Linked DNA regions of Mus musculus: region 2 is linked to region 1. A link is a loop called in an ENCODE intact Hi-C map of the cell type or tissue named here. Cell type or tissue: left cerebral cortex. All regions are shown on one strand. Links, peaks and the distances in the headings refer to the core of each region. The heading gives the core; the rest is flanking DNA. Region 1 has its middle 150 kb from the start of Gm22296. Region 2 holds the start of C87198 (expressed sequence C87198).

The links. Peaks named below come from ENCODE experiments on the same cell type or tissue, not always from the same donor. Only the 100,000 strongest peaks of a DNase experiment are listed, where the experiment ranks them.
Region 2: a loop joins it to region 1, with 3.0 times the contacts of the local background. A loop is called at or near these places in 9 of 42 quality-filtered maps.

Annotation. Positions count from the first base shown.
Region 1 is chr12:56,052,600-56,069,053 of GRCm38, reverse strand. No RefSeq gene overlaps it. Among named protein-coding and RNA genes, the nearest start is that of Gm22296, 150 kb to the right of the region's middle. In left cerebral cortex, for the core only: CTCF peaks have their summits at 10,392 (motif pointing left) and 11,339 (motif pointing right); a DNase peak (open chromatin) is centred at 10,388.
Region 2 is chr12:56,582,761-56,599,214 of GRCm38, reverse strand. All of the region lies in intron 2 of Gm26973 (a long non-coding RNA gene), which reads right to left. It overlaps C87198 (expressed sequence C87198), which reads right to left and starts at 8,156. Exons shown (of 5, transcript NR_046003.1): 1 at 8,049-8,156; 2 at 7,549-7,668; 3 at 7,320-7,404; 4 at 5,208-5,307; 5 at 4,661-4,836. In left cerebral cortex, for the core only: a CTCF peak has its summit at 7,284 (motif pointing right); a DNase peak (open chromatin) is centred at 7,292.

The sequences.
Region 1 (16,454 bases), core at 9,358-11,857:
TTTCAATATAAGTCTGTTGGTGAACAATCTTCTCAGTGTTTGTCTGAGATTATCTTCAGTTCACATTATCTTTGAATGATATGTATACTGGGTATAGAGTTTCAGATTGACAGTTACTTTCTTTCAGTTGTCCAGGGAACTTTGAAGATTATCTAATAACTTTAGGTAATTTAAGATGTGTTTTATTATCTGAAACTTTGATAGTTATAAGGCTCCAGATCACTATCCAGGTTTCTCATTCAATAATTTAAAACTTTATTTTTATGACTTACTAATTTTTGAAAATTATTTCTAAATTTAACATTTTACTGAGGTTAGATATTCTATTCTTGCAACAAAATCAAAATATTTGTGTGTTGTTGCGTCCAACTCGACCAGCAAGGAAAACGCAACCACTGGTTCTTCTTAAAGCAGTTTACTCAGGCAGCTTCTCTCTTCAAATTCCCCGCCTCTCGGGGTACAAGCATTTTTATCCACTCAAGCCACACAACCATGCCTCAACCAATCACCACAGGTCACATCACCTCACCAGGCAGGCTTGCTCAGCCAATCAGGGATTAAGGGTGAGCCATCCACCAAATATGGGCTTGTTTACTGCCTGGCACAGATTTCTGTCCTGCTGGCCAGGGAGTCCGGAATGGCTTCCCACAGTGTGTGTGTGTGTATAAGTGTCTATAAATGTGTCTGTATATATCTAAGTGTGTGTTTATATATGCTGTATATATAGCATCTTACTAATGCTCAGAAGTATAAAAAGCTTTTTATTAATATTTTAAATGAACAAAATTTCACAATATTTACTGGTTGGTACACAGGCAAGTCTCCATATAAAACTCTTTAAGCATTATTGTGCCTTTCAACTTTTTAAGGTAGACAAATCAGATATGATAATTTTGTCTTTTCCCAGTATTCAAGCCATTTTGTATTAAAGCAGTTACAATAAAAAGGAAAATACTAAAGAAGTGTAGACATATAATATTATTTGCTCTAAATAACAAAAGCAGATTACAACATGTATTCGCTTTGAAAATATTACCATAAGTAAAAGACACTAATTACTAAGGACCCAATGTTACATGACTATATGAAAGACCAGGAGGAGGAGGAGCAGGAGGAGAGAGAGAGAGAGAGAGAGAGAGAGAGAGAGAGAGAGAGAGAGAGAGAGAGAGAGAGAGATTAATAATTGCTTTCAGGGTAAAGATGAAGGGAGAAATGTGCATATGAGTGCTGGGGTGAGGCCTGGAAGGCACAGGATTTTTTCTTCGGGTGATTGAAGCCCTCTAAAACTACAGTAACTAGGAATAAATGAGCAATTAAATAGGATGTGAATAAGATCTCAGTAAAGCTGTTTTTAAAAATAAAAGTTATGTTTTTTGGTTGTTAGCCTAGCCTTCCTGGCTGGGTCACACAATGGAATATTACTCAGTTGTTGAAAAAAATGACATTATGAAATTTGCAAACAAATGGATCCAACTAGGAAAAAAAAAGTCATCCTAAGTGAGATAACCCAGGCCCAGAAAGACAAATATGGTGTGCATTCACTTACAAGTGAGTAAGTATCACCTATTTAGCAAGTGATACTCAAGCCACAAGCCACAGACCCAAAGAGGTTAGGTGTAGAAATAGTTAACTAATAAATCTTGTCTACGGGTTCGCTACCCTCCACAATGGTTTATGTTTCCTAATGAAAGACACACACACAGCCTTTATATTTTAATATTCCTTTAAGCAGCTCAATAGCTGGGCCACTGCCTAACCTCCACTATCTCCTGCCGATAATTCTTAGTTACTGCTTACTAAATTCTGTGTTTTATCTTGGCTGCCCTGGACCCAGAGGGCGGCCCAAGTAAGCCACACGATGGACCACACTCTCCCAGCTCCTTCCCATGGTGGCTATGCCACTCCATCTTGTAACTCTCTTTGAGTGTGGTATCTCTCCTCTCCTTCACTCTCTCCCAGTAAGGCGGATCTCCTTCTCCTTCCTCCTCCTCCTAGACCCAAATCTAAAGTCTTGCCTCTGAATGCCCTGACCAGCCATTGGCTGCCTGCATCTTTATTTACCAATCAGAACCAATGGGGGCGGGCCGGGGAGCAGGGTCCTTCAGTGTCTTACAAGCAGACTCACTAATTGCAAACAATTAGGCCAAACCCACCACAGTTAGGTAAATAGAAAGTTTCTAGATGAGAATGCATGGACCTTCCTAGGAAAGGGAAATAGAATCGATTTTGGTAATTAGCCAGGCATTATGCAGAGATAGATATTAACTGGAGGTCTCTATCAGGTTCCTCCCCTTGGAGACTGGGGAACCTCTTGGAAGAGGAGGAGGAAAGACTGCAGCAGTCAGAGGGGATGGAAGACACCAGAACACAGCCTACTGAGTCAACTAAGCAGGGCTCATACGGGCTCACAGAGACTGAAGCAGCAAATGTGGGACCTGCATGAATCTGTACCAGGTCCTCTGTGTGTATGTTATGGTTGTTAGTTAAATTGATATTCTTGTTGGAATCCTAACAATGAGAGCAGGTGTGTCTCTGAGTCTTTTGCCTGCTCTTGGGACTGAGCTGCTTTGTCCAGCCTCTATATGAGAGATTTCACTTTTTTCTTATTGTATCTTGTTCTGTCCTGTTTGGGTGTCCTCTCTTAGAGCCCTTGTCTTTTCTGAAGAGGAAACAGAGGTGGGATGGATGTGGGGCTGCGGGTGAGGGGATTTGGGAGGAAGGGAGAGAGGGAAAACTGTGGTTGGAATGTATTATATGAGAAAAGAACCTGTTTTCATTTGTTAAAAGAGAAAACTTTTTAAAAGGAAGAATTACAGTAACTGACATCTTTGTCTTGTTCCTGACACTAAAAGAAAAAGATGGTGAAGACTCGGTACATGAATTGGGTTCGGTTTTATGGACCCTCATTTTGCTCTGTGGTTTCATTCACAACACCTGTGCTTTAATATGTGCGATGAGAGGCTAGAGCACTGGTGGCTCTTACTAGACACTTGCCAGCCAGTTTCTATATGGTTCTGCCAGGGGAATCCACTAGTAGAAGACTAGAAATCTGGGGAATGGAAGAAACACTTTCTACTGTTGGTGGTGTTGGCAGAGACAGTGACAACAGGTACAGTCCCAGCCTGAAACAGCAGCCAAGACAACAGCAGTAACCTGCCAGCAGCAGCAGCAACGGTGGACTGAGAGCTTAGGCTTCTGCATTCTGCCAACAGCTGGTTGTAAAACGTTTGGGTACCCCCATGGCCCTGACAGGCACGTGTTCCTCAGCCCTAAAGCTGCTGCTCATGTTCTGCAGTCACTGTTCCAGTTAACCCTCCATTAGACCTGTCATCAGCTCTGGTTTTAAACTTCTGTCTTGTTTATATAAAGCAAATAGTGTTCTTCTTGAGAGAACCCTAACTGCTCAAGTAAGAATTTTCATCAGAGTTTAACAGTGTGGTTCTTATCATAATGAGTATTAAATCAGCTGTGTTTTTTTTTTAATTTGTTAATGGAATAGTTTGTTTCTTTCTATTGGCATAGTGACTAAATGAATTATACAAAGAAGTTTCCTAATAGAGAATCATTTTGTGTGTCTATTGCAGGGTCATGGGTACAGGTAATCTAGTTAAGAGTCATTCCCAGAACACAGAGTAAGGGAGTAGAGAACCTGAGATATAGAAACAGCAAAAAACAATAAAAGATACACTGATGTCTGAGAACATGAGGCAATTGGGGTTGATCCCTCCTAGAGAGCTATAGGGGAACTATGTACCACAGACCCTGAAATGCCTGCTCATTGAATTTTAACCCTAGTGATTGATGGTCCTATTAGCTGCCCTATATCTCTAGACTTGGAAAGGACCGAGGGAAGACAAGGTATGGGAGGAGTCCCAGGTGGACATGGGAGACATGCTAGAAGTCACAGATGGGCAAAGGGATATGGCGGGAGTCACAGGTGGGCATAGGGGTGTGGTGGGACTGTTGTCAGGTGAGCAGGCAGGATGTGGTAGGAGGGTCAGGTGAGCAGGAGGAACATGGAAATCACAGATTGGCAGGTAAAGCATTAAGACTTTTTTCTTACAATTTTGCATGCCATGTTTTTAAGCATCAGAGTCTATATAAACTAAACCATTAAGCTTTGAAATACTTAAAATAGCTATCTATTTCAGCAAAGCTTTAGAGAATCGACTTTTTTCATGTATTAATTTTTAATTAGCATACAAACAGGTGGGGTTTGTCCACAATACCCAGATATCTCACCCAATAAAAAAGCCAGAGGCTTGCTCAATTTCTCAGCTTATGGTAGTTACTAAAAACAACTGAATTATTCACTCTTTAATTCAGTAATAGCATATCAGGGCACATAAAACATCCTCTATGTTAACAAACAAGAAAAATATACCCGAGGAAAGAGAGAAAGTAGAGGTGTCCCTAGGGTGCTAGAAAAAGCTGTTTACATTCGAATGAAGGTTTTTCTTGTCCTAAAATTCATTTTAATATTTTTATGTGAAATGTTTTGACTTTCTATGCAGTGACAAGCCATTTTCCCCTCAAATGACTCACCTAATAGACATGAGAAAGAGCGGTGGAGCGTTTTCTCATGCAGTTACAGCAGCAAGAAAATTATTCTACATTGGCTCCTGTCAACTAGTATTCCTCCCTGGGGCGCATAATGAGAGGACTGTCAGGCATGCTGAGTGTCCAGTGCAGAAGTATTTAATTAATGAGCTCTCGTCTTGCCTCTAGGTAATTCTTCACAGTGCTAAGGACACAGAAAGAGCACCCGCTGATCAATCTACGGAGGTTTTTTATAGAACCCGAACCACATTTGCTGCTGAATTTCAATTTTATTCCTTTAAGCCTAAGTTACCTGGACTTAAATTTAAATCTATCTTAATCTCTTTTTTTTAGCATGCTTGATTTTTTTTAAAGAAGAAGACTAACAGAACTTAAAGTATTTTATATTTTAGATAATATATCTATATTAAGAGCATGCGAGAAAGCTACCATGGATTCATTTCACTATAAAGAACTGTTAGGTATTCATTAAAATGGCATGTATAGAGACTAGAATAGAATAGCACGTATGTGTGGGGTGTTTATTCATTTACAAGTCTTGAAATCCCTCAGAGACTCTTAGCGATATTTTCATAGTCCCAAAATTGGACCACCCAATATTCTGGTCTAGAATAGTTCTAGATTGCTCTGGAGAGTTCCTTTCTCATATCAAGGTGACTTTCTTTTTCCTGAAGAATCTTTGTCTCAAAAGTTTGCCAGTGCTTTCTTTCAGAACAATAAACAGCGCTCCATCTAGGGAACCACTCTGGTAACCACTACAAAATACTGTCCACACAAAGCCTTAGATCTTCTGGGTTGGGATTGAGGATGGAGTTCAGAGCTGAGGGCAGGGAAGTGATGAGCTAACACCAGGATCTCTGGACTTCCGGGGCAGTGCTTCTGTGTATTCACTGAGTCACCAAAGGAAGCATGGAACGTGTACCTTCCCACTGTTGTTGTCCCTCTTTGCCCACTAATCCATAATCAATAGAAAATTCTTCAGTTCCTACAGAGGTTCACAGTGTATTTAAGTACAGAGTTCATGGCCATTCTAACTCCTAGAAATTGACTCTTCTTCGGCTTCTTTCAGATTCTTATGATATTTAATAAAACCAAATTGTAACGTTACTCTTGACTTCATCTACATTCTAAAGACTTTCATTTTTGTAATGTCAATCAATTATCCACTTATTGTATTCAGAATAATGTAGGACAATTTTATTTAAATGAATTCTAGGTATAATAGCATTAGTTTTAAAGGCGAAAGCTTTGACGGTTATTCTAAAAACACATGAAGAATAACATCTGGCATGACCGTGTACAGACCTTATATAAAAATATTGATGGAAAATCAATCTGGACTTTATAAAACAATAAGAGACACCTTCATGAGTGAAAATGAATGCAACTGAAGATTGTTGTGTTGAAATGAAAAGTTTAGACTCAAAAAGACACACATTCCCAGTCATTTGTGGCTCTTAGGTGATGTAGAAGTACATAAATGTTTTTTTCAAATTAAGTTCAATGCATTTAAATGAAAAAAAAATCTCTTTTGCAAACCTTATAACTTAAAGAATTCAGCTCCAGAATGTACCATACACCTCAGAAAGAGGAGCCAGAGGCCCCAGAGCTGGGAACTGGCCTAACTGCTTCCTCCAGGAGGACTAGATTTCATGATACCAGAAGGCACCATGCAAGCTTCCAAAAGAGGAAAGCAACCAACAATCCTGCCCAGCCATGAGACCTCTCAACCATATCAGCTATTGGCATGGCACGGTGACCACAAGATTGTAGTAGTGGCACACACGCCTTGCTAGTAACCGACAGCAACTAGTGAAGAAAGAAGTCATGAATTTGAAAGAAATCAAGGGATGCATGGGAAGTTTAGGATGGAGAAAAGAGAAAGGAGAAATGCTCCTATTATAATATCATAAATGTTATCATAATTGTAATTATTAAAACATTCGGCAATACCATCTCAAATATTGCGCATCTTACAATGACTGCAAAAGGCATCCAAGTAATCAAAGTTTATGTTGAGCTACTGTCCAGACTGTTATGGGAGCGGGTGACTGTCCAGACTGTCATGAGAGAGGGTTACTGTCCAGACTGCCATGAGAGCGGGTGACTGTCCAGACTGTCATGAGAGCGGGTGACTGTCCAGACTGTCATGAGAGCGGGTGACTGTCCAGACTGCCATGAGAGCTGGTTACTGTCCAGACTGCCATGAGAGCGGGTGACTGTCCAGACTGCCATGAGAGCGGGTGACTGTCCAGACTGTCATGAGAGCTGGTTACTGTCCAGACTGCCATGAGAGCGGGTGACTGTCCAGACTGCCATGAGAGCGGGTGACTGTCCAGACTGTCATGAGAGCGGGTGACTGTCCAGACTGCCATGAGAGCTGGTTACTGTCCAGACTGTCATGAGAGCTGGTTTCTGTTGTAACTGGTCAGCAACCACATCACGATAATTAAGTCTTTTACTGTTGTTCTTATACATCTTCCCAGACCTTATTCTGGGAAGCCTCAATATCTCTTCTTAGTTCCAGGGTGGCAATCACCCTCCTGCTACATTCACCCTGAACCTAAATCCCTCCTGTATCTGGTTGAGCCCTTTTGTATTAGTTAGTGACAAGAAGAACTGGGAACACAACCTAAAGAAGGAAAGCTGTTTGGGGCTCCTGTCTTCAGAGGCCTTAGTCCTCTTGTACTTGATCCTGTGCCTCATGGTAGTAGGAGGTTATTCACCTCATGGTAGACAGAAGGCAAAGAGGAAGAATCAGGGACCAGGCACAACCTTTGAAGGCATAGTCCAATCACTGACGTCCTCCCAAAACACCACAAGACAGGGGCCACCTTTGTAACAAAATGAGCCTGTGGAGGACATCTCGGATTCGAACCAGAACCACTCCTGTTGCCCTAGGTATAAAAGGACCTTGTTTGCTAAACTGAAATGTTTTAGGAGACCCTTGCCTTCGGGACTCAAAAAATACACCAACAGATTCTGTCTCTCCTTTCCTTTCCCCATCTCTCTCTCTCTCTCTCTCTCTCTCTCTGTGTGTGTGTGTGTGTGTGTGTGTGTGTGTATGTGTGTGTATCTTTGTTCTTTCCTCTGCTATGTATCTCTCAATAAATTGGTTTTGTTGCCTGTATATATGTGTCAGGAAATGGAAAAAATGATAATCTTGTTCATCCAGGACTAAATCACACTGACAACCACTGCTGTGCGGCAGGAGGGCAAGTAGGATGTGGCAGAATACAGGGGTTGGTGTCTCCCTCTGTCCTTACAATTCTATGACAAGGCTGTGACAGTAGTGGGCACTGAGAGACACAGACTATTAAGCACCTTTCCCAGACCTACGAAATCAGAATCTGGATTCGACGAGACCTGAGGTGATTCACATACAAGCTTGAAATTGAGGTCTGTCTCTCAAAAACACTGCACAGACACACAGTAGAAGTATCAAAAGAGGAAGATAGTGTGTATTCACAAAAACATGACAGCAATTGGCTGCGATTTCCTTTTGCTACATCTTCAGTGAAAATGAAGTAATGATTTTTTTCCATATTTCTCCTCAGTGTCATTAACCTTAACGTGCATTTAAAGATAATAGGGAATGCTGGGGAGAAAGCTCAGCTTGTAAAATGCTGCTGTGTAAGCCTTGGAATCCTATTTGATCCCTAAAACTCACATTAAAAAGATGGACATAATGAGCGTAACCTTGGCAGTGGGCAGGCAGAGCCAGGCAGAGCCAATGGGCTTGCTGGCCCACCAGCTTAGCCTGCTTGGAGAGTTCTAGGCTAATGAGCGACCCTGTCTCAAAAACTCAGCTGGACAACGCCTGAGGAATGACATGCAATGTTGACCTCAGGCTTCCATGCACCACACACATGCATGCACCCCGCACCTCTGGATGCAAAAATGCACACAGGCATGCATACAAAAAGTATTTTAGAAAAATTTACAACTAGCCATGACCTCAGGGTCCAGCGACACCAATTCCTGGATACATACAACAGAGATGTCTGCATGCCTATGTTTATCCCAATGCTATTCACAATCCAAAGCTTTGGTCTAGGTACCAATGCATGAGTACAGAAAATGTAAGGTGCATGTGGGATATTATTTATTTATTATTTATTTATGCAGAAGAATTAACTCATGAGAAATGGATGGGAGTGGGGGGGTCATCATGTTGAAAAGAAATACAAAATAAAGAAATAAGCAAACCAGACCCAAAATGGTAAAAGTCATGTCTGCTCTTTTGTTTAGACAAAAGGTGAAGAGAAAGGCAAGGGCAATATAATAATATTGCCAGTTAATATCTGACTTAGGTATTTTCTCTCTTTTTTTTAATTTTAGAAGTTATTTATATGTAAGCATTTCTGTTAGAAGTGAATCAACATCTAAGTGTCTGAGTTGGTCTCTGACCTTGGTTAAGTAGCTTCCACTCTGCTAGCAAATCTACTACCTAGGGTATGTGGAAAGCAGTGGTCAGAAATATGGACCGGAAGCCAGACCGGAAGCCAGATCGGAAGCCAGAGACTAGTCAAAAATCTGCCTGTACCTTAGTTACTGTCCGCTCATCTGTAAACAGTGCTCATCACCATCTTAATAAAGATTAGATGAACCTGCCATGCAGCGTCCCATATGTGTGCTTTTGAAATAAATATATTTTAGAGCAAAACTCTCCATCACCACCAACACTCGTTTGTGGCTAACCCGCCCAGGGAGGTCTGAGAAGGTATTGCATACGAGAGTCCCGGATCTGCCAACCTTCCTCCTTTCTGACAACCTCTTTTCCATCTCTGATGAACTTTTTCTTCAAACCCTGAGATTGTAGAGAGAATTCCTCAGAATTTCTCTTAGCCAACAAAAGTGGCTCTGGCCAAGCTGACATGATAAAACACAAGCTTCTAAGTTCCCATCACTTCGACTTGAAGACTTGGCGTTCAAAAGAATGCTCAGTGGTTCGAAGCATTTGCTGCACTTTCCGAGGACCCACGCCCCCTTCTCAGTACTGACAACTCATCACACCTAAGACTGCCTGCATCTACAGCTCCAGAAGATCCAACACACACACACACACACACACACACACACACACACACACACACACACACACACACACACAAAGGCTGAAAAATATCCAAGCCAAAAACTAATTAAAAAAAAAAAAAGCATGGACTTAAGATATCTAGAAAAATACAAGTATCTGTTTGTATTCTTTGCAGGTTACTAAGTTTTCTGACGCCTTTAGCAGGTTATCAGGAGGATTCGGTAAATAAAGCCCATAAATACTCAGAACTATGTCTCCTTCGAAGCAAACAAGAGGTGTTATCACAACTGACCACTCTAACACAGCCTAAGGAGGCCAGGGGTTCTGGTGACCCTGTAAAACACACCCACGTGTGCGGGTGCCTCCTGCCAGGTCCCTAGTCAACACACCAATGAACGGACGTTGTGCATGCCACGGAGAGAGGTGGACATTAGAAACAGGAAGAGCAAGGGAAGTAACAATGTTAAAAGACAACACATCGGTCTAAATTATTTGACCTTCGCCAATTTACAATTCTCCCTAACTGAAAACATCATCTCATTTATAAATAGCTTGTTGATGCCTAGTTGAAAGAGACAATTAACACCAGAAAGTAGTATAGATTCGTGATCGTTCTAATAATTTTATATATTAGCAAATGCCTCAGCTCACGGTACGCCATAATTTCAGTAGCCTGGGAAATGTTACAATTGGTTCAAACCACCGTTGATGTTATTTCTGGATGGTAATAAATGCTGTTTGTCTTGGGAGCCTGAAAAATATGTGGGCTGTGCAAGTGCGCCATCTGCTGGCCGCGGGGACTCATGCGGCACGCTTAGCGCGCAGCTGAGACTTGAGCTACTAGGAGGCACTAACCAACTGAATGCTTGAATTAGTATACATTGCTTTCCCGACTGAACGCTGCATTTCTCGGGTGCCTGGTCTTTACGTTTCCCCGACACTAGCATCTTTGGAGAAAGGGCAATTAGAGTGATCATGGAAACCAGACCACTGTGGGATGCCATCTATTTTATATGCTTCATGGAGAGGAATGAGATACCCAGAGTGACACAATTTTCCTGAACGTTTAGCGATTCTGGAAAAAGTGAATAAAGGTGAGGTGTGTGTCACAACAAAGAAAATGCCCCAGCCAGGTTGCTGGACCACCCTTGTGCACCCTATAGACCCAAGCATACATCAGGCATACACCAGGCATAGTGAAGAACTTCGATTTCATACCTTATACCCATATAAAAACATCCTGCTTCTATTACAAAACAGAAGTCCTGTGTGAGTTTTGCTTTGCACTAAAGAAAGAGAAAATGAATTGGGACAGTCAGCACACCACCACCACCACCACCACCACCACCATCACCTTGGGGTTGGTTTTACTCCCCAAGAGGACAGCAATCTAGTGATTCAGTCACAGCTTGGTTCTGGCAGTCACTGGAGGAAAGTAGGGATTTCTCAACCCAGAAATCTTTTGTTCTGTTTCTTTGACAAGTCGCTTTTAGTTTAATCCAGCCAACTAAAAATTGATATAAGTCCAATACCACCACCTTCTTCTTCTTCTTCTTCTTCTTCTTCTTCTTCTTCTTCTTCTTCTTCTTCTTCGTCGTCGTCGTCGTCGTCGTCGTCGTCGTCGTCGTCGTCGTCGTCGTCATCACATGACTCCCTAATGCTAGCACTCACTGATTTGGGGCAATGGAGAGTAAGGCCCAACAGGGGGCGGTAGTGGGCAGACACTTAACCCCCCTGGTTCTGCCCTGCTCTCTCCCTCAGACAACAGACTAAAAATCATTCTAGCACTCGATAGCCATTCTGAGACTCCCCCGAGAGAAGGGGCGTCATTTTCAGATGCCAAAGTTAATCTGAAAAGTCAGTGATCTGTCAAGAACAAACACCATCCTTAATTCTTAATCCTAACTCAGGACTCCAGGATGTGTCCAAAGCGAAGTGCCTTCACCACATGAGAGACAAGTGTTGGATCTGTCTGTAAACAAGGCCGTCACCTAGCAAAACAAAACTGCACTAAACACAATCCAAAGAATCCCTAAGGGAAATAGCTTCAAGAATCTTGAAAATCATACCTATTTTTGTTTGTAATGTGCGAAATTATTATAAGTATGTTCACCAAGAGGACTATTGATGGATGGCTCACGATTTAGCTAAATTCAATGAACCACACACTGAGCCTACCCCAGTAGGTGACTCATGCATTTTTTATTTCAAGTATCAAGTGTTTGCCAAAAACAGTATTTAAAAAAAAAAAAGTAATGGAAATTGTTCTGAAAGAGCTCGTGAACAGGGTAGGACTACCTACCGGCAGGCTCATTTGTGCTCTGACCACTTAGGTGGGATTTGGTGGGGCTGCTTTAAGACAGCGCTACACAGACAAGTGCTCGCCACAGCAACGCTGGCAGGTTGGGCACGGGCTCTGGCCCTCATCAAGTATGGCCATCTTGCTGGATACCCATATCTCAGCAAAGATAGGTGGACTCACCAGGTGCCCCAGTAATGGACCTGAGTTGGGGTGGGGGCGGGGCATACAGGTCTTGCTTAAAACATGCATTCAGCTCCTGGATCTCTTCTATTAGGCTTAGGTTTTTTTTTTTTTTTCCTTTTGCTCTTAAGCTTATTTTTTTTAAAAAATTGATGGTCAGGGAAAATGGAGGGATGAAACCTTACCCAGAAGAAATAACGGAAATGATTGCTGGTGTCTACAGCCATAGCAGCCTGAACATGCTGATCTCCTCTGAATTCGGAAGCTAAGCAGGGTCGGGCCCGGTTAGCATTTGGATGGGAAAATGACTACTGGTAAGGAACAGTTAAAAGGTGCATCTCTTATTCTGACCATTCACGTTTTTATACATGGCTATTTACAAATCACTGGGTGAGAGCCCTGCTTCCGTGGGCCATTTTATCAGTCAGCAAAGGAAATGTTTATCGGTCCCCACTGCCCAGCTGAGTTTCTCTTCAAGAAGAAAAAAAAAAAAAAGACTCTGAATTCATTGATGACATTATATTCTTTTAAAGCTTAAATACTTGGCTCTTTTAATAAACACTTGTAGCTTTGAAATATTCCAAGGGGAATAATTTCAGCACTTACAAATGCCTTATTCAAAGGGTATTGGGATAAAAGGAGACAAAGTCCTCAATATTTGAATTTATTTCTAATGATAACTATTCTTCTAAGTCATAAATAATGACTGTTTTCTGGGTTATACTGGCTGCTTCATCTGTTTATTATTGCAGATGAGTAAGTGTGCATTACCCCTTCATGATCCTACACACACACACACACACACACACACACACATACACACACATACACACACACACATGTACAAACACACACATACACAGACACATACAAACACATACACACACACACACACACACACATACACACACATATACACACACACACACACACATACACACACACACACACATACACACACACACACACACATACACACACACACACATACACACACACACATACACACACATATACACACACATACACACACATACACACACATACACACACACACGTACAAACACACACATACACAGACACATACAAACACATACACACACATACACACATACACACACACATACACACACACATACACACACATACACACACACATATACACACACATACACACACACATACACACACACACATACACACACACACCCTATCAACCACACTCACACTGTGGCTATTTCTTCTTCAGTCAGGCTTTTAAAGGAAATGAATGCAGCAGGAACTTAGTAGGACAACGTAACGCTCTGTATTCTATGAGCACTCCTTACGGGTTTCTGATCTCTTGTTGCTTAGTAACATCACAACGATATAATTTCCATCTAGTGGTGAAATCAAGTATTTCTGCCTTCTGCTTAATATCATGATAAGCTGATCTCCAGCTACCCCACATAGCAAAGGGTATTTGATCACGATTTCATCCTTAGAAAGAGGACAGGCAGAGGAGATCTGCAAGACTTTCTCTTTCACATTCTCTTCTGAGCTTATCAATTGCCACATAACTCACTACTCTAAAACTCTCGTCTAAAACAGTTCCTTCCACAGCCTCTGACAGGCCTGTTTGACAAGGCTCAGCTAGGTGGTTATGTCTTGTGATTGTTAGCTGAAGGCTGGAGGCAGAAGCAGAGAGACCTTCTAAAAGTCACCTTAAATGGTGTCTCTCCTAAAGCTGATCTTTGAGCTGGGGCTGTTGAGTAGCTGGGGGTTGGAGTGACATCCGCCTTGTCACATGGCCAGCTGGGCATCATATCATTGACTTGTGGAAATGCTGGGGTCAGATGGGGTCAGGAAGGCAATGAGAGAGGCCTGTTCATGTTCTATCACTGGCCCTCTTTTAGAATTGTTTGTACATGGCTTTAACATTTTTATAATTATCTGCAGGTTATTCACTGCTTTGTTCTCTGTATTCTAACGTGACCTCCTCACTTCACCTCCCTCACTTTGGCACGCTATCGCCTCGAGCACAGGCCAGTCTCTGGAGAGCTAGGTTCAGAGTCATGTTTGCCTTCCCCTAGATCAGAGCTTTCAGAGATGATGAACTCTGGGGGCTTTCCTCTGAGATAGCACCTCCCTACATCACACAGCATTTGTGGGTCAAAGGAGAGTTGGATGGTCACATTGGCTTCACAAAAAAGAAAACAAAGCAGACCAAATAAATGCAGACTGCACTGGAGGCAGCTCTAATGACTAGGAACTCAGTAACTGTCTCAGAGACCCTTCATGTTAGGAGCATAGGATTTAGCCAAAGTTGGAACTTTTTCACATTTCGACTACTGAAATTTACTATAACTTCAAGTGACTGAATTCGAGATTCTTGTGAACCTTGGAGTCTTCTGCTCACTTGTCTGCATTCCCTGCAGAAATAACGGAACGTCTAGTTAGTTCAGAATGCTGCTGTGACTGTTGACTCAATATGTTTACACCTAAGCCTTGAGCCAAAATTCTTCAAAGGGCTAGATTGACTATGGAACTCCACTTCTCACTCGACCTCATCTGCCACTGGAGAACTCTCTAGAGCCATAGCTCTACCATCTTTCTATGATTCAACATTTGCCACCGAGCTTTCAGGCTGGGTATGAATGGAATCTTTGGATTTTCTGAATCTCTTAGCCACAAACAACCAGAATGTCAAGATCTTAGAGGTTAAACTGTTTCTTAAAACAGCAATGATAAGCTTTTCCTATCCATCAGACACTGTACTCTCTACTTTACACCTAATAGCTCATTTAAAGGCTATAACAACTATAGGATATAGTAACCATTACTATTTATATAGAGATCATAAAGCCCAAAGAGGTGAATGAGTGTAGCTCATCTACCAAAGCCAGTGAGTGGAAGGAGCAATATAGTCTGGTTGCAGAATCTAACCTCTAATGACCATTCTATGATGCTCCAGAATCTGTACAATGGGTGTAACTGACGAGAAAAGACATCCCTGTGATTGTGCACCCTGAATGGTTCCCTCAGTCTACAATTAAGTCACCAAAAGACATTGTATTAGTCCACTTGGGATTATAAAGCACCACAAACCAGGCCACTTATAAATGACACAAATTGTATCTTATCATTCTAGAGGCTCAGGAAGTATTTTTTTAAAAAGGGAGGGGGGGTCTAGAAGATTTGGTGAACTCCTGGTTCTTAAACAGCACCCTGTCTGTCTCTGGACCTTCACACAGAGAAATAGATGAGTGAGTTCCCTTGAGCAATTGTATAATGGCATCTGTGAAAGCTCTACTCTCATGACATAGCCGTGTCACAAAAGGTCAGGGAATAAGATGTAAACCTTGTAGGGGACTTCTGTAAGAACTCCAATGCTCAAGCTAGAGCAGATTCGTTGGGGATGCTAATAATATCTTGCTGCCTTACCCACGAGCTGTTTAGTACCTACTGAGGGAGAATAGCAAACGAACAGTGTCCAGTGGTATTAGATTAGATTGGGTGCAGTTCTAGGATGTGTGGTGAGTTAGTCTGTGTGCTTCCTATGACGTCAGAGAAGATGTCATGATTCTGGACAGAAAGGTTTCACAAAGCCAGCGCCCTCTGTGTACATCCGGTGTGTAACTGCATGATTGGTAGAGAGAGGTCCAGAGAAAACCATGCCTGGAGAACCATACAGCAGCATGCCGTCAGTAGACCTCTCCTGTAGAAAGGCCATCATTCTGTACTGTCAGATGTGAAGCAACGAGACTGAACAAACTCCTAATGTATTTCCATATGGAGTGTCAATCTGACGGAAGGATTACTTCTAAAGGGAAATCCAAGGCTTCAGTTGAGTCTTTTACTGAAGTAGAAACTTGGCTTGACTGAAAGAATAAAGTAACCTCAGGGATATCAGATTCCACACAGAACTTGTTCTGAGCTTGGTATGATCATTTAGACGATGGAAACAACAACAACAACAATAGTAAAACAATGAAGAGCTCACGGGTGACTAAAGACATACAAAAGGTTTTATAGTATAATAATGTCAAATGAACATGCATTGGATAAAAAAGCAATCTTTGAGAAAACTGACCTACTCAAATTTATCTATTTTAATGAGTACTCTTAATTGAGAATGCTTTACATTAAAATCCACCCATTATTTTCAATAAGACAAACTTTAAAGAAAAAAAGTTAGCACTGAGGAGAAGAGAAGGCAGGTGTTTAGTATGACGGCTGACTCGTGAGCTGCTTCTGATGGAGGAGGAGAGAGTTATGTACGTAGCAGCACCAGGACGAAACTGAGTTGATTTTTTTTTTCTCCTGTTATACCTAAGTTTCACTTGAAGAAAAAAAAATGGCAAAGTAAGTCCTTTTCAGTAAATAACAAGTCCT
Region 2 (16,454 bases), core at 6,072-8,571, 530 kb before region 1:
AATTGCCAAGCTCTGCTAATACAGGATAAGCAAGTCCTTTATAATTCCAACTTCACAAAAGGTCTGACAGATATACTAGGCCAGAAGGCTGAAGGTAGATGCTCCAAAATTATAGCGAATATTGGGGAATTGTCTAGGCAGTCAACTGTCTCTGTCATTTCTGTAATTTTTGGAAGCTACATCCCTAAACTTCTTGCATATCAGATAATATTTATTCCTCAGGCATCTGCTGGGGTTGAAGTCTAGATAGTCATAGTCCTACTGTAAGCTTAAGTTGTTTAAGTTTTAAGAAAATGTTCTAGGTCTAACCCAGGTTTTTAGGTTAATAATACAAGTTAAGATAAAAGTTGAGATAGATACAAAACATTGAAACTCCAAGATAGGATAGGTAATAAATGTTTTCCTTAATTGCCAAATAGTACGGACTGGATATTATAAATGTATATCATACCTTATAGTTTTCATAATTGTCATAATTGTATTCAATTTGTATTTAAAGGAAAAAGAGTCTTTTATTGGACTAAAAAGGGAAATTGTATAGAGAATATATTATGAATCAACTATCAATTAGAAGCTTCTGGTCTATGGCTTAGGCAGGAAATAGAGGTGTGACATCTGGGAGGCAGAGAGGATTCTGGGATAGAGACAGACACATGAGATGTGCCTAGGAAGATGTGAAGAGATGGATGTATGGTACCTGAGCACAGGTATCCTGACAGGTGGAAAAATGTAGATTAAAATAAATGGGTTCTCTTAAGTTACCATCTAGTCAGGGAAGAGCCTAGCTATATGGCCAAGATATTCGTAATATATTTTATTTCTGAGAGCATGGGGCTGGAGGGCAGAACCAACATAACTTCTACATTTTTATACTAAGATTTCCAATATGGTTGCTTTTGAATTTCTGTTTATTTTGAATAATGTAACAGTGATCATTTGGTACAGGAGCCTTTTTCAAGATTCCTTTTAACATCTTCCCCATGCATTATTCTCTCTCAAAACATGATCTCACTCTTAGGCTATCTCAGCTGACTTAGAATACCCTTAGGGTATTGGGACACAGGTTCATATACTGTTACCACGTACCCAGATTTGTCTCAAACTTGGCATCTACCTGATTCTAACTCCCCAGTGCTTGGATTTACAGATGTGTGTCCCCATGCCCATCTTATGGTTTAATTTTCTCAGGTCTGTATGAGAACGGAAAGGTGGATCACACAGAAGATCTATTGTAAGACTCTGAGGAACCTTTATGTTATTAGTCATCACGGCTACCAACTGCCACTGCCACCAACATTGCATATGGCTTCTGCTTTCTCCTTTCTTGTCAGCTCTTGTTATCTTCTGGTTTTGGTTGTAGCCATCCTAAAGGGAGTGAAGTACTATTGTTGTATTTTTATATTCATTTCCCAGATGACCTTATTTCCATCATTGGTTTATAAACTATACATGTCTTGTCTTTTAAAAACTAGTGGTTGACCTAGGGATTATGATATACATTTTAATTAGTCTTTGCCTAGTTGTGTGAAGTGAAATGCTCTTGAATGGTATATGAATCTGTGTCCCAATAACCCACAGTTTATTCTATGTCAACTGAGAGTAAAAGGGGGTATAAAATAGAATTATAGAAATGATGACCAAAAATGTCCAATTTTGTTGAAAATATTTTTGAAAAGTTTATATGTCTAAAACCCCAAGAATAATAAAGATAAATTAAACTACTTTGGGCATCACAGAATCAAGTTGCTGAATTCCACTGCCAATATAATAAAACTTTAAATCTTCCAGGGACTAGAGACACATTGTGTTGATATAAACATAAAGAATGATATTTTCTTAAAATTTATACATATATGAAAAGAATTAGCAGATAATAGGAAGACAATGCCTCAACTAGACCTCTTATGCTAATAAGTAAAACTCCCAGTAACAGGAGTAGGTTATACCTTATTGTGTTGTTGGCCAAAGGGTCCCATGTCCAGGAGTGGTTGGTCAACACAAAATGAAGTCAATGTTTTTGTCTGTTTGTTTGATTGTTTGTGGACTTCTTGTTTCTTTTGGCATTTATTTTGGCTCTGTTTTGACTTTTGTTTTTTGTGGGAGTCTATTTGTTTATTTGTTTGTTTTTGTCCTTTTTCCTTTTGGTTGGTGGTGGTTGTTTAAATTCAGATCTGATAAAGCTAACAAACCAGGGGATCATTGATGTAGAAAAAAAAATGGCTTGTTGCAGTTTTCAAGAAGAAGAAGAAGACTCAAAATAAGACAGAGAACCCTGTGGGAAGCACAGGGACTTCCTAGAAACAGAGACTGTATCAGAAGAGAATGGGAAGAACCCACACTGGACTTTCATGAAAGGGATGGAGTGCACAGGACAAGATCCTGGATGCTTGAATACCAGGCAAGTCAGAGGGAGCTGGCTTGTAGAGGACCCTTTTCTCCTGCATATAAGACGTCCTCTTGAGGTAAGTAAGTTGTTTGCTGTCCTTGGGTACTGGCAAAAGGCAGGCCTCGAAGCCTCATAAAACATAGAAAACAAAGTATGTAAGACAGGCACAACTATGGCAACCTGACTGTCTCAAAAAGGCTTAATAGCACTGGGGGATGAATGAGACATGGAGTCTGGAGCATTTGGTCCAGATGTGAGTCCAGAGGCTGAGCTTCAGAGAACAGCAGTGAATGGGTCACCTTTCCCTCTCAGCTGGGTTGTGACTACCTCCTCTCTACTTTGAATTTTTCTTCTTTTCCACATACATAGACATCAGTGTTATTTACATGATCCACATTATATTGCTTTTTTTTTTACACACTGAAAACCTAGCAAGTGGCTACTTAGAACATGTTGAATCAAGTCCCAACTTCCTAATAGTTAAAATACAGCTATTAGTCCCATTCCTTTACCACTCCCAACAGTGTCAGATATACTGAATTTCCCTGATTCTTTTATTTTTACTTTATTTTGAGATTTGGGGGGGGGGGTGTCTCACTACCCAGTGCTGACTGACCAGGAAGTCATTAGGTAGACCAGGGTGGCCTCACATTCATCGAAGTCCATCTGCCTCTGCCTCCTCTGCCTCCTCTGCCTCCTCTGCCTCCTCTGCCTCCTCTGCCTCCTCTGCCTCCTCTGCCTCTGCCTCTGCCTCTGCCTCCCAATTCCTGGGATTGAAGGCACAGGCCTCCATGCCCAGCCTTTAATCCCCCTAGGTCTCTTAGCTCACGAGGCTCTTCTTTTCAGCCCTTCGCACTCGTTCATGGTGTTCTGACATCACAGGCTCCTTCCCACCTTGATCTAAGCACATGCCTCACCATCCCCCATCCTGTCAGCTCCAGCTCCAGCTCTGAGGGTCACACCCAGACTCCACACCGCACTCTGCTCTCTACCACAGATCTGTAGTGCCACCCTTCCGTATCTTCTCATTCACTTCTCTCGTTTGCCACAAGGACAGAGACCACATAAAGGATACCTTGTATTCACTTCTGTATTGTGACTCTGAACACAAGGCAGCCCTCCCTCCGGGGAACATGGTCTAAATGCCTGTAAGTGAGTGAAGCCTAGTCACTCTAGGACCAGCAGAAGCCAGAGCTGGGATGCTGGCTGGAGAACTTTCTCAGTCCAACACTTTTCTTGGGGGTGTCTTGGGGGGACCTAGGGAGGTGATACACCACTCCTCACCTTGAATTAGAACCAAATTTCTCTCCAAGGGAAGAAAGAAAACACTGTATTTTCATGGAAGATTTCATGTCAAAAAATTCACTCTGGATTTTTTTTTTTTAGCTCCTTATGCCAAACAAGCTATCATAGCCATTGGTGGCAGTGAATGCTCTCACCTTCCAGTGACTTGACAACACCAATGAAGATAAACGGCTGTGCTTGAGAGAACATGAATCACGACAAACCCAGTGTTGTCAAGGAACAATAAAAATTCTAATGTGTTGCAAATAACCCTTGTGAAATTCTCTTCATTTTTATTTTTTGGCATTAGAGCTGACATAGTTACTTTTCTGGTTCTATCTTACAAGCCATGTCTTCCAGAGAAAAATAAAGAAATGTATTAAACAGGATCTGAATGGCCTAGTCGGCTATCACTGGAAAGAGAGGCCCATTGGACTTGCAAACTTTATATGCCCCAGTACAGGGGAATGCCAGGGCCAAAAAGTGGGAGTGAGTTGGGGGGGGAGGGTATGGGGGACTTGTGGGATAGCATTGGAAATGTAAATGAGGAAAATACCTAATAAAAAATATATATATATAAAACAGGATCTGAAAAAGAAATCTTCAATGGGTAAAGAAACCTTAACATAGGAAAGAAGTTCCTCAAACATCTGCAAAGGAACAAGAGATGCGCGGGGGCGGGGTAGGGAGACATAAAGAGTTACAGTGCACTTTGTGTGGGGTCATGGTGGAGGAGGTGGTAGTTGTGAAGTGTGTGTGTGTGTGCACGAGTGTGTGTATGTGTGTACATGTGTGTGCATGTGGGTGTACATGTATGTGTGTGAATGTGTGTGTGCATGCACGTGTGTGTGTGTGTGTGTGTGTGTGTGTATGTGCAATCCACGAAGGTCTCAGTCCTCAGGTGCCTTCCGGTTTTTGTTTGAGAAAGAATATCTCAACAGCCTAGATCCAGATCCAGCCAGCTAACCCATGAGCCTCCAAGGATCCACTGTCTCTCACTTTTCTATCCCTGGGAGTACAGGTATGTATCACCTCATCAGGCATTTTGTACGGGTTCTGGGCATCCAAATCCATATTCTTATGCTCACAGTGCAAATGCCGTACCAAATGAGTCATGGCCCCAAACGCCAGAGAATTTTAATTGAGTTCTGGCCCAGAAAGTTGGCCTGAAATTGCAACAGGATACACTAAGTTAGCCAGCAGGAAAATCGGCTATGTAATCACAGTAACTAAAACAACCTCCTCCCCTCCCCTTCCCCTCCCCCTGTCCCTCCCCCTCATCCTTTTCATACATGCATATACACTACAAGGCTAATTTATATCATGTGTATTTTTTTAAGCAGCGTCCATTCACAAGCAGCTTGCCACTCCTCAAGGAAACTTTGACTATTAAATGGCAGATTTTTATCTTCCTCTTGTAGTTTCTTTCACAAAAGGAGACTCTACAACTTTTAAAATTTATCTTGTTTACAGCTTTCTCAGCACTGCTTTCCCCACCCCCATGGCCAGGAGACATTCCAGAAAGTGTGGGACTCACCAATGACATCACCCCATTATCACAGAATGATCGCTGGCGCTCCTGCACTCTGAGGATGTCTTAGGAGCAAATGGTCAATGGGGAGGATGGTCAGTACCAGCTGTGAGGGAGGGAGTACGTGTTCTTCCCTGAAGAAGACAGAATTTAGGGAAATCCCATCTAACTGTAAGTATTTGCCTTCAAATCTCCTAACACCTGCCAGAGGGAGTGTGGATGGATGTTATGCTAAGGGCAGATTCCAGGAAATGTCCTGGATACAGGCAAGGCCCTGCAAACCATTTGGGGATTTTAGACAAGAGTTTGTGCATCTTCGATGAATTACAAGCCTAACTCACAAAGCTCTTTTCACATCTGAGATTCCGTGACGGTATGATTTATCCACCCAGCACTGTACATGGAAAGGGTCAGCCACCGTATTTATTACCCCAAGGACTCTGGCTGTGATTTTTTCCCACCCTAACTACTCTCCACTAACACAGCCTCTGTGGCAGCAAAAAGGGCTCGAGAGCCTGCTCTGATGTCTCTGCTTCTGTGCAGTTCAGTGAGCTTGGGATGGGGATGAGGATGAAGTAGGGAAGTGTGTGTCTCTGCTGAGCACCCTCCAGGCCACACTGTGATGCAGAAAGCACTAGGAGGTGAGAGATCATCATTTACTTGCATATGTGTATGGTGTAGGCATGAGTATATGCCCATGCATATGCGTTTGTGTGTGTGTGTGTGTGTGTGTGTGTGTGTGTGTGCTTCGGAAGAACAAAGGTCAATGTCGGGCATCTTCCTCTATCATGCTTTACTTTAGTTTTTGACACCGAACCCACTAAACCCAATGCTTACTAACTTGGCTGGATTATCTGGCTACCAAGCCTACGAGAGCATCCTGAGATTACACAGGTACAAGTTGCCATGTCTCTGGCTTTTATTTGGTGCTGGGATCTAAAACGTGTAGTGAACACTTTCCTGCCCATTATCATCAGTTCACTTTTTTAAAAAGATTTTATTCATTTTATGTGTATGAGTACACTGTGGCTGTCTTCAGACACACCAGAAGAGTGCATTGGATCCCATTACAGATGGTTGTGAGCCACCATGTGGTTGCTGGTAATTGAATTTAGGACCTATGGAAAAAACAGTCAGTGCTCTTAATGGCTAAGCCACCCCTCCAGCCCCATTAGTTCACTTTTAATGTCATTTTTCTTACTCTGCTTTGTGTTTCTAGCTTTTGATATTGTAAGCTTGTCTCTTTAACTGCAGATTTTAGGAATTTCTTTTCCCCCTGGCCCATCACCTATATAACAATACACATTTTTCATACTTGGATGTCTGTCTGTCTTGACTATGCTAGCCAAATTGAGGTTTAGGTAAATGTATTGTCAAATGGCAAAATCTCTGGTTGTCATAGTTTTAAATCTATAAACTCTTTTTTATTTAAAAAAAACCCTAAAGTCATGATTATTATATATAATCAGAAGCAAATAAAGACAGTCATTCAAATGCTATGTGATAGTCTGTTTTCCTATTGACAAAATCTGCATAAGTTCTGAAATAAGGAAAACTGGGTTCAAATGTAGGCTTTGCGGTTTTCTGCTGTGTTGTGGTCTTTAATATCTCTATAAGAGTGAGCTGAGAGTTAAGTATGACAGCACATGCAAAGACCAGTGAAAGCTGGGGTTGTTGCCCTAAGTAGGGAGCTTTGGGTGGGTGTACATGTCTCTCACTCTCTTCCCCGTGGCAGATTTTTATTGATGCGTTTTAATGCATTGTTTGTTTACTTTATTTTGAGGCACTGGGAGTGGTGCCCAGGGTCTCATGAAGGCTAGCCAAATGCTGCACACTCCATCTGAAGAAGAAGGAAGGGAGGGAGGAAGGAGATAAGGAAGGTATATATACATGTGTGGGGTGGGCCAGATCTGATGGCCTGATGTCACCTGATTTAAGACCTTTAAAAATAGCTAATACTTTCTATGATTTATTTTTTTTTCCTAGTGCTGAAATAAAATTTGATGAAGACTGAATCTTTGTTAAGAAAAGTGAGGCCAGCAGACCACTCCCTCGTTGATTTCTGCGGTGCTGTTTGCTTCAACCTCTAGAGGGCAGCATGCCATCAAGGAAACTCACCAGGAGCCCAGGTAGAACCCGTTTAGATGACCAGTTGTCTGAAGTCCGAGTCATGTTGACCTTAAAGGAGGGAGAAGGGGGCTGCCTGGAAAATCCCAGAAAGATACAATACCAAAATGTAAGCAACCATTCATTATAATTTCTAATGATTATTAAATACTGGGTTATTTTGAACCCATCAGATGAATACCCTGGTAAATAAATAAATCTGATGAATGTGGATGGTTACCTGCAGGAACAAAGTCACTAAGGAAGAAGCAGGTGGTTTCTCAGACCGGGTTCCATCTTCAAAAGTGATTTCCAGCTGTGACCTCATCTCTCCAGACTCTTCAAACCTGTGCATCACAAGCTAGGGATAGAAGCCCCAGCTCTTCCTTACTCCATACCACCTACTTCCTTCAGTTAATTCTGGGCTCATTTTAGTATAGGGACCCAACGTCACTGTCTTAGCCAGGGTTTCTATTCCTGCACAAACATTAGACTGCTTTTTCTTTCCAGAGCTGAACCCATGCGTGCCAGCAGCTTGAAGCTCAGTGACTTACTTTTATCAACATGAAACCCTCTACCTCCATCTCTCTGTCTTGTTTTCTTCTGAATTATTTTCTGATTTCTAAAAAAAATATGTTTTTATTTGAAATAGCATTTGTCACTTGCTGTCTTAGGCAGGGTTTCTATTCCTATACCAAACATCATGAACAAGAACTCTCAAGTTGGGTTTATTCAGCTTACACTTTCCACATTGCTGTTGATCACCAAAGGATGCAGGACTAGAACTCAAGCAGGTCAGGAAGCAGGAACTGATGCAGAGGCCACGGAGGGATGTTCTTTACTGGCTTGCTTGCTTCCCCTGGTTTGCTCAGCCTGCTCCCTTATAGAACACAAGACTACCAGCCCAGAGATGGTCCCACCCACAAGGGGCCTTTCCCCCTTGATCACTAATTGAGAAAATGCCCCACAGCTGGATCTCATGGAGGCATTTCCTCAACTGAAGCTCCTTTCTCTGTGATAACTCCAGCCTGTGTCAAATTGACACAAAATCAGCCAATACAGTCACCTACATTTGGGATCTTGATCACTGACTCGGGGCTTCTAGTATTAATGTCACTTCCTTCACTTAACCCTGTTGTAACCTGCTCATTCAGAACAGGGAAGAGCCACAGCTACACCGCAGGAAAGCCCTGGAACGCAAGCTTCTGGGACCATCCACCCCTGCATCTCCTGGGCTCACACAGAGGCAGGTCTTACATCAGAGGGTTTTGCTCTGCTCTCTGGGATATTCAGGATCTCGGTCTAAACTCACCCACTAATCGGAGCCTTAGGATTTTAATATGCAAAATTAAGGCTGCCAAGTGCCTTCCCTACCTTCTACGGATGCAGATGCAGACAACTAGGCACTTTGATGCCAAGATCATCTTGGAGAACACAGAACAAGATCACATCTATTCAGAGGCACACCTTTGATATCCCTACACACCAACTCTGGGTGCCTTGGATAGTTGATGACTACTGTCTTCTTCAAAAGATATCTAGGATCGGTTGGGATAAAAGCTTTCATGTATGTGTGGGCTGTTGTCAAACAGGACACTAGAATATTTCTTTTATGAAAAACTAACACTTCCAATATTGAAAGGCAGTATCCATTAATTCAATCGAACATTATTTTCATAAGCAAATATGTTTGAGAAAATTAGCAAGCAAATGCATAAATAAATTACCTACATTGAAAGCTGTTACTGGCAGGTATGATAACATGTTTCGTGTTCACTAGTTTCCATTTCTTTTGAAGTGAATTTCTGGCTGCCTGTGTTTATGTCACAGGTGGTATCCTCACCTGCTTCATTAAGGCCTGTTTAGAATACAGTTCTAATGTAGGTTTTATTCCATGTAAAGCCACCTAGAGATAATTTTAAATGATCAGATCGACTAACAAACACGTAATCAAGGAGCTCTTAAGATTTTATTAAAATTCAGGTCTTTCACCATTAGCAAACCTGCTTCATTAACATATTAATAGATAATGTTCCTGCTCATAATTAGCGCGGATTTTCTTTGCATTACATTGTAGTTGAAAGAATTCAGGTGGGGTTGTGTAAAGTTGTTTTTTTTTTAATTCCTGCTAACAAAGCACCTGGAAGTGCCACTGAATCCTGCTGACCACAGTTTGCATTTTCATCTGCTTCCTTCTCCCCACGTTCTCCTTATTAAACTCAGTTCTGTGATTGATTTTCTGCATAGCCAGGCCACTATGAATGACAATGGTAAGCCACGAAGCACAGCAGTCTGGCCCACTTACTGAAGACTGAATCCTACCTGCGACAGAAATTCTAGGCTCAAAAATAGCTAAGCTTTGAGAGAAGCAGGCATATGAGAACCTTAACCTTTTTCTTTAATAGTATAATTCAAAAGTCCAAGTTCTTCAAGTGCTTCATACCTAGACCAGTGACTGGAGTTCATGTAGATGTCTCTATAAAAAGAGCAACATCTGCCCCCCTGCCCCCCTGCCCCCAAGCTGCTGCTGAAGGCTGTGTTTGTGTCTGTGTCCCTGCAACAGCAATGATCTGTGTCTGTGTCAATGTTTATGGCCCATGTTACCACCAAAAGCTATACAGTCATCCCTGGTCTCGGTCATGTTGATGTCAGAGGGCTTCACAGACCTGGCCCCACCTCTCACTGACTGCAGCATTCAGACAAGCTGGCCCCATCCCTCAACTGGACAAAGTGAGAGAGCTGGCCCGGTGGCACAGCGTGGTCACAGGAGAGCTGTCATGTCAACCAATTCAGCTACCAAGCAGGCCAAGATGCAGGTTCTGAGTTGGCCCACCCTAACATCCACCCCATTTATGAACTGCTGGAGCACATGAAGGGCTGGTCCCGCAGAACCAAAGCGGAAGGATCTCCATGACACAGGGCAACAACAAGATATCCAAGAGGAGTCCAGGTAAGGATCTAGTATAGGATTGGGGTGCATGATGTGAAATTCACAAAGAATCAATGAAAAGTTTAAAAAAAAAGTGACATCCCTTCCGAGGGATGGTATCTTACAAGGAGAAGCGATTATCTGTATTTCAATAACCACAGACCTTGAAATGCAGTCATGGCGTTATTTTGAAATATTCTAACTGAAGTAATGCACTTAAGTAACAATTAAGACTAAGATCAGGATCACACTTAAAGGGCCCAAATTAAGTAAAATAGAAAATAATATATACATTAAAACTAGCCATTGTCTTCTAACGTGGCCTTTTAAACAATTGGCCAGTTCTGTTTATCACAACCTTTCTGAAAGTCATGGTTTCCAGTGACTCTGAGTGCATCCTGACATCAGGTGGCCACTGCCATCATGGTCCAGGTCCATGGCAGCCTCTTTCCTGGGCCAGAGACAATAAGGAGCTTGCACTGTGGCTCTGTACTGTGGAAATGGGTCCCAGTGTCTTAGGTTTGAGAACATTCAGATCTGACTCATTTTATCTAGAAGCAAGTTCAGGCCCAGGGATGTTTAGCAACCTTCAATGCCTATCATCTTGCACAAGGCACAGCTGAGCACAATATCAAGGCTTTCTGATACTTTGGGGGGGGGGCTACATTTCTTTCTTTCAATGTCCCACCCTTGATTTCTTCCTAGATGTATAGAACTCGGCTCAGCACACTTGCTTTCCCTTCGACAGTGATAGAAGCAGCGGGTATCTGTTCCATCCAGCACAGGGTCCAGTAACCCCATGCGGCTACAGAGCACTTAAAATAAGTAAGGCAACTGAGGGATTGAATTTTTCTTTCATTTGATCTCAGTAAAATTTAGGTAGCCACACACAGCTAGTGGCTACTGTATGGGCTGCAGAGATTTAGCATATTCTGTAAATGAGATTCAGTTATCAGTTATCAGTGAGCTAGAGACCTCTGGTGGACGATAGCATCACCTACAGGACACATTAGACGACGTGTAAGTAAAGTGAGTGACTGTTGTTAAAAAACAAGCAGACATTTCTGAACTGCTTACGTGTTTTAATGCTAACACCACCACAGAATGTGTTGTGGAACTTCTCTGTACAGTAAGGGATGAAGTAGTGAGGAATGACAAAGCTGATTGTGCTGATTAATGGCCACTGGGTGGTACCAAGTTCTTATTGGGCTTATTAACTGACACTGGGAAGAATCAGGGCTGACTGAAAACTGTTACATTTTAGATCATCACAGGAGCAACACATTTCAGGAGTTCTCAGGACAGACAATGACTCATTCTTCTGGACTGGAGACAGTCTCAACATGTATTCAATAAATCGAGAAATGATACTGTAGACTGACTGAAGTCTGTGCTGAGTACAAGACAACAGCTGCTTGGCTATCCAACTAGAAAACACATGCCAAAGTTGTTTGAATTCTTGTATTAGGTTAAAGAGATGTCACCCCTTACTGCTCTTACAATATGTTCCCTAAAGTGATGCTTGCTGATAAATTTGCATTTATGACACTATTGTCTTCCACATTGCTTGCTGCCTCCTCCTCCCCCCTCCCCTCACCCTCACCCCTTCCTCCTTCTCCTCCTCCTCCTCCTCCTCCTCCTCCTCCTCCTCCCCCTTGGCTGTCCTGGAACTCACTCTGTAGACCAGGCTGGCCTCCAACTCAGAAAGCCACCTGCCTCTGCCTCCCAAGTGCTGGGATTAAAGGCGTGCACCAACACCGCCCGGCTTCAAAACTCTTTTATGGTAATAAAAAACCCACATACTTCAGTTTGGAGAAGACTGATGGGATTTTGAGAGGAACTGAGTTAGATGTGCATTTCAATTAGGAAAAATGTGACATTTGAAACATCTCCGTGTCTAGGGTGCAGTATGTCTTTACATTTATTTGTGTCTTTAATAAGATACTATGATTACTATCTATGGCTTTGGCTTATTTATCTATGGCTTTGGCTTATTTATGTATAAGCATATTTTAGTTCATTTTCTTCTCACTTTTACCATCTGAAGCTGACTCTTCCACGGAGTACAGGGTGCATCTAGATAGTAATGTCAAGGCCAGCCAGATCTGCATAGCAAGACTCTTTATCAAATAACAATAACAGTAATAATAACAAATAACAATAAAATGAAAATAAATTAATTAAGATTGAATACGATAATTTAGTCCCAGTTTTAATTGACTATTACTCTATTTTCTTTGAACTTTATAATTACCTACTTTACAAAATACATTTCTTAAGTCTAATCAATTTAATAGGATCTCACTGATTTTCTGCGTATGTAATCAAAACATATCAGGTTTTTAAAAGTAGGTTTGGATGTCTTGGCAGGGCAGAACTTATGTCAGCTAAAAACTCAAAAATCATAAATGATGGATCTGGCAATATAAACAGTTTCAATTTCTACATAAAAGTGGCAGCTAGTATACACGGAGTAGGATCTTATGAAGTTTATATTAGAAAGTGCTCTGGATATACTAGATAGATGCTACTTTTAGCATCTTTTAGAGTCATCTGGCAGTTTGGAGCACTGACATTTTGAAGCTGGAGACAAAAGGATCGGATGTTCCAAGTCACGCGTGACTACATAATGAATTCAAACCTAACCTGGCTATAAGATCCTGCCTTGAATAAATAAATTGGGTAAATTGTGATAAGAACGCGATCAGAGTCCTAGGCTTCTAACAATGGAAGTTCAATACTCAATTATTTAATACCTTATTACTGGGCCAGTGAGATGCCTCGGTGGTTAAAGGCATTTGCTATCCAGCTCGAGCGCCTGAGTAGGATCCTACATGTGGAAAGAGAGAACTGGTTCCAGTTAGTTTTCACCTGACCTCCACATATGCAATGCGGCATGTGAACACACACACACACACACACACACACACATCAAATCTCAAAGTACCTTGTCCTTTTTTCCCTGCCGTTCTGGCTTTAGCACTGAAAGCCCTGCATGCCCGAGAAGCTCTCGACCCTAGAGAGAAGTCGTTTGCCATCGTCACTGAGAGAGCTTTTGACAGGTAGAGACATTAAACAAATAAATGCCAATTATCAGTAAACAGTCGAGCTTAGGGAGCCCGCTCATCCGTTTTCCCATCCCTGCACGTTCACTGCCGTCTGGCTAGAAGCTAGCGAGCTGGAGGAGTGGCAGATCATCTCTGCCAGAGCACACTGGAGTTCAAAGCCCCAAACCCTTGCTTCACACTCTTATAGAAGCGTAAGAAACCACTGATGGACAGTAAGAGCCTTTACCTCTGATTTGCCTCTACAGCTTAAGGTTGGAAATTACTTTATGCGACGAGAAGACCCTTCAGCTTAAAATGTGCTATGAAGTCGAATCCTCTTGTGGCACGCTTCGCTCTCCCACTTGTCTGGGAACAGGAGGATGAGAAGCGCACTTACTCGGTGGAAGAACGACAACGGTAAATGCACAAAACTGTCATACGGTGCCCTTTGAACATTATTTTTCTTCTGAAACTGAACATATCTTACCTCTCTTTTTAAACAGACTAAGTAAGAGAGCAGCACATCCGGAGATAATAAAAAAAGTGAGGGTTGTCGTTTTCGTTTTCTAACCTTGCAAGACACATGGTGGCTGTGTGTGCTCCTTGACCCTGCTATAATAACGTGAAAGCAAATATGAAGAAGAAGCCACACATGTTTTTAATATACACATATAAAACACAGACAACAGAAAATTGGTCTGTGGGACACAGCTTACTACCCTTGCTTAGGGCAGTGGCTCTCAACCTTCCTAATGCTGTGACCTTTTAATAGAGTTGCTCATGTTATAGTGACCTGCAACCATAAAATTATTTTCATTGTTACTTCATAACTGTAATTTTGCTACTGTTATGAATCATGATGCAAATATCAGAAATGCAGGATACTTAATATGCGACCCCTGTGAAAGGTTCCTTCGACTTCCAAAGGAGTCAAGACCAGTAAGTTAAGAACCACTGGCTTAGAGTCTTGTTGATTGACCACTGGACCTCAAGAGAATGAGCATCATAAACTAGGACTGTTAAATAAAAGAAATGAAAAAGGAGTTGAAAATTATGCTGTTCTCTTTTTGGATCCAATACAGCTGGAATATATAGTGATACCAACATATGGCAATATATCTGCATATCCTTGAGTTCTTCTGCAGATTTAATAACTATAAGTTAATATCACATACTTGTAACATTTTAGCTGACAGGAGAGCTGAAAATAACATATAAAATGTAAATTCGAGCAGACTGCCCGGGCCTGACCCGGGGCAAAAGCCCCTTCCACTCCATTCGAGCCCCGGGCTTCCTTGCCAGCAGAGTTGCCTGACACCCGCAAGGGCCCACACAGGATTCCCCACGGGATCCTAAGACCTCTGGTGAGTGGAACACAGCGCCGGCCCCAATCCAATCGCGTGGAACCTGAGACTGCGGTACATAGGGAAGCAGACTGCCCGGGCCTGACCCGGGGCAAAAGCCCCTTCCGCTCCACTCGAGCTCCGGGCTTCCTTGCCAGCGGAGTTGCCTGACACCCGCAAGGGCCCACACAGGATTCCCCACGGGATCCTAAGACCTCTGGTGAGTGGAACACAGCGCCGGCCCCAATCCAATCGCGTGGAACCTGAGACTGCGGTACATAGGGAAGCAGACTGCCCGGGCCTGACCCAGGGCAAAAGCCCCTTCCGCTCCACTCGAACCCCAGGCTTCCTGGCCAGCGGAGTTGCCTGACACCCGCAAGGGCCCACACAGGATTCCCCACGGGATCCTAAGACCTCTAGTGAGTGGAACACAACTTCTGCCAGGAGTCCGGTTCGAACACCAGATATCTGGGTACCTTCCCTGCAAGAAGAGAGCTTTCCTGCAGAGAATACTCTACCCACTGAAACCAAGGAGAGTGCTACCCTCCCAGGTCTGCTTATAGAGGCTAACAGAGTCACCTGAAGTACAAGCTCTTAACAGAGACAACAATAACAGCTAGCTTCAGAGATTACCAGATGGCGAAAGGCAAACATAAGAATCCTACTAACAGAAATCAAGACCACTCACCATCATCAGAACGCAGCACTCCCACCCCACCTAGTCCTGGGCAACCCAACACAACCGAAAATCTAGACCCAGATTTAAAAGCATTTTTCATGATGATGATAGAGGACATCAAGAAGGACTTTCATAAGTCACTTAAAGAATTACAGGAGAGCACTGCTAAAGAGTTACAGGCCCTTAAAGAAAAGCAGGAAAACACAGCCAAACAGGTAGAAGTCCTTAAAGAAAAACAGGAAAACACATCCAAACAGGTAATGGAAATGAACAAAACCATACTAGAACTAAAAAGGGAAGTAGACACAGTAAAGAAAACCCAAAGCGAGGCAACGCTGGAGATAGAAACCCTAGGAAAGAGATCTGGAACCATAGATGCGAGCATCAGCAACAGAATACAAGAAATGGAAGAGAGAATCTCAGGTGCAGAAGATTCCATAGAGAACATCGACACAACAGTCAAAGAAAATACAAAATGCAAAAGGATCCTAACTCAAAACATCCAGGTAATCCAGGACACAATGAGAAGACCAAACCTACGCATAATAGGAGTGGATGAGAATGAAGATTTTCAACTCAAAGGACCAGCAAACATCTTCAACAAAATAATTGAAGAAAACTTCCCAAACATAAAGAAAGAGATGCCCATGATCATACAAGAAGCCTACAGAACTCCAAATAGACTGGACCAGAAAAGAAATTCCTCCCGACACATAATAATCAGAACAACAAATGCACTAAATAAAGATAGAATATTAAAAGCAGTAAGGGAGAAAGGTCAAGTAACATATAAAGGAAGGCCTATCAGAATTACACCAGACTTTTCACCAGAGACTATGAAAGCCAGAAGAGCCTGAACAGATGTTATACAGACACTAAGAGAACACAAATGCCAGCCCAGGCTACTATACCCGGCCAAACTCTCAATTACCATAGATGGAGAAACCAAAGTATTCCACGACAAAACCAAATTCACACAATATCTTTCCACGAATCCAGCCCTTCAAAGGATAATAACAGAAAAGAAGCAATACAAGGACGGAAATCACGCCCTAGAACAAACAAGAAAGTAATCCCTCAACAAACCAAAAAGAAGACAGCCACAAGAACAGAATGCCAACTCTAACAAAAAAATAAAAGGAAGCAACA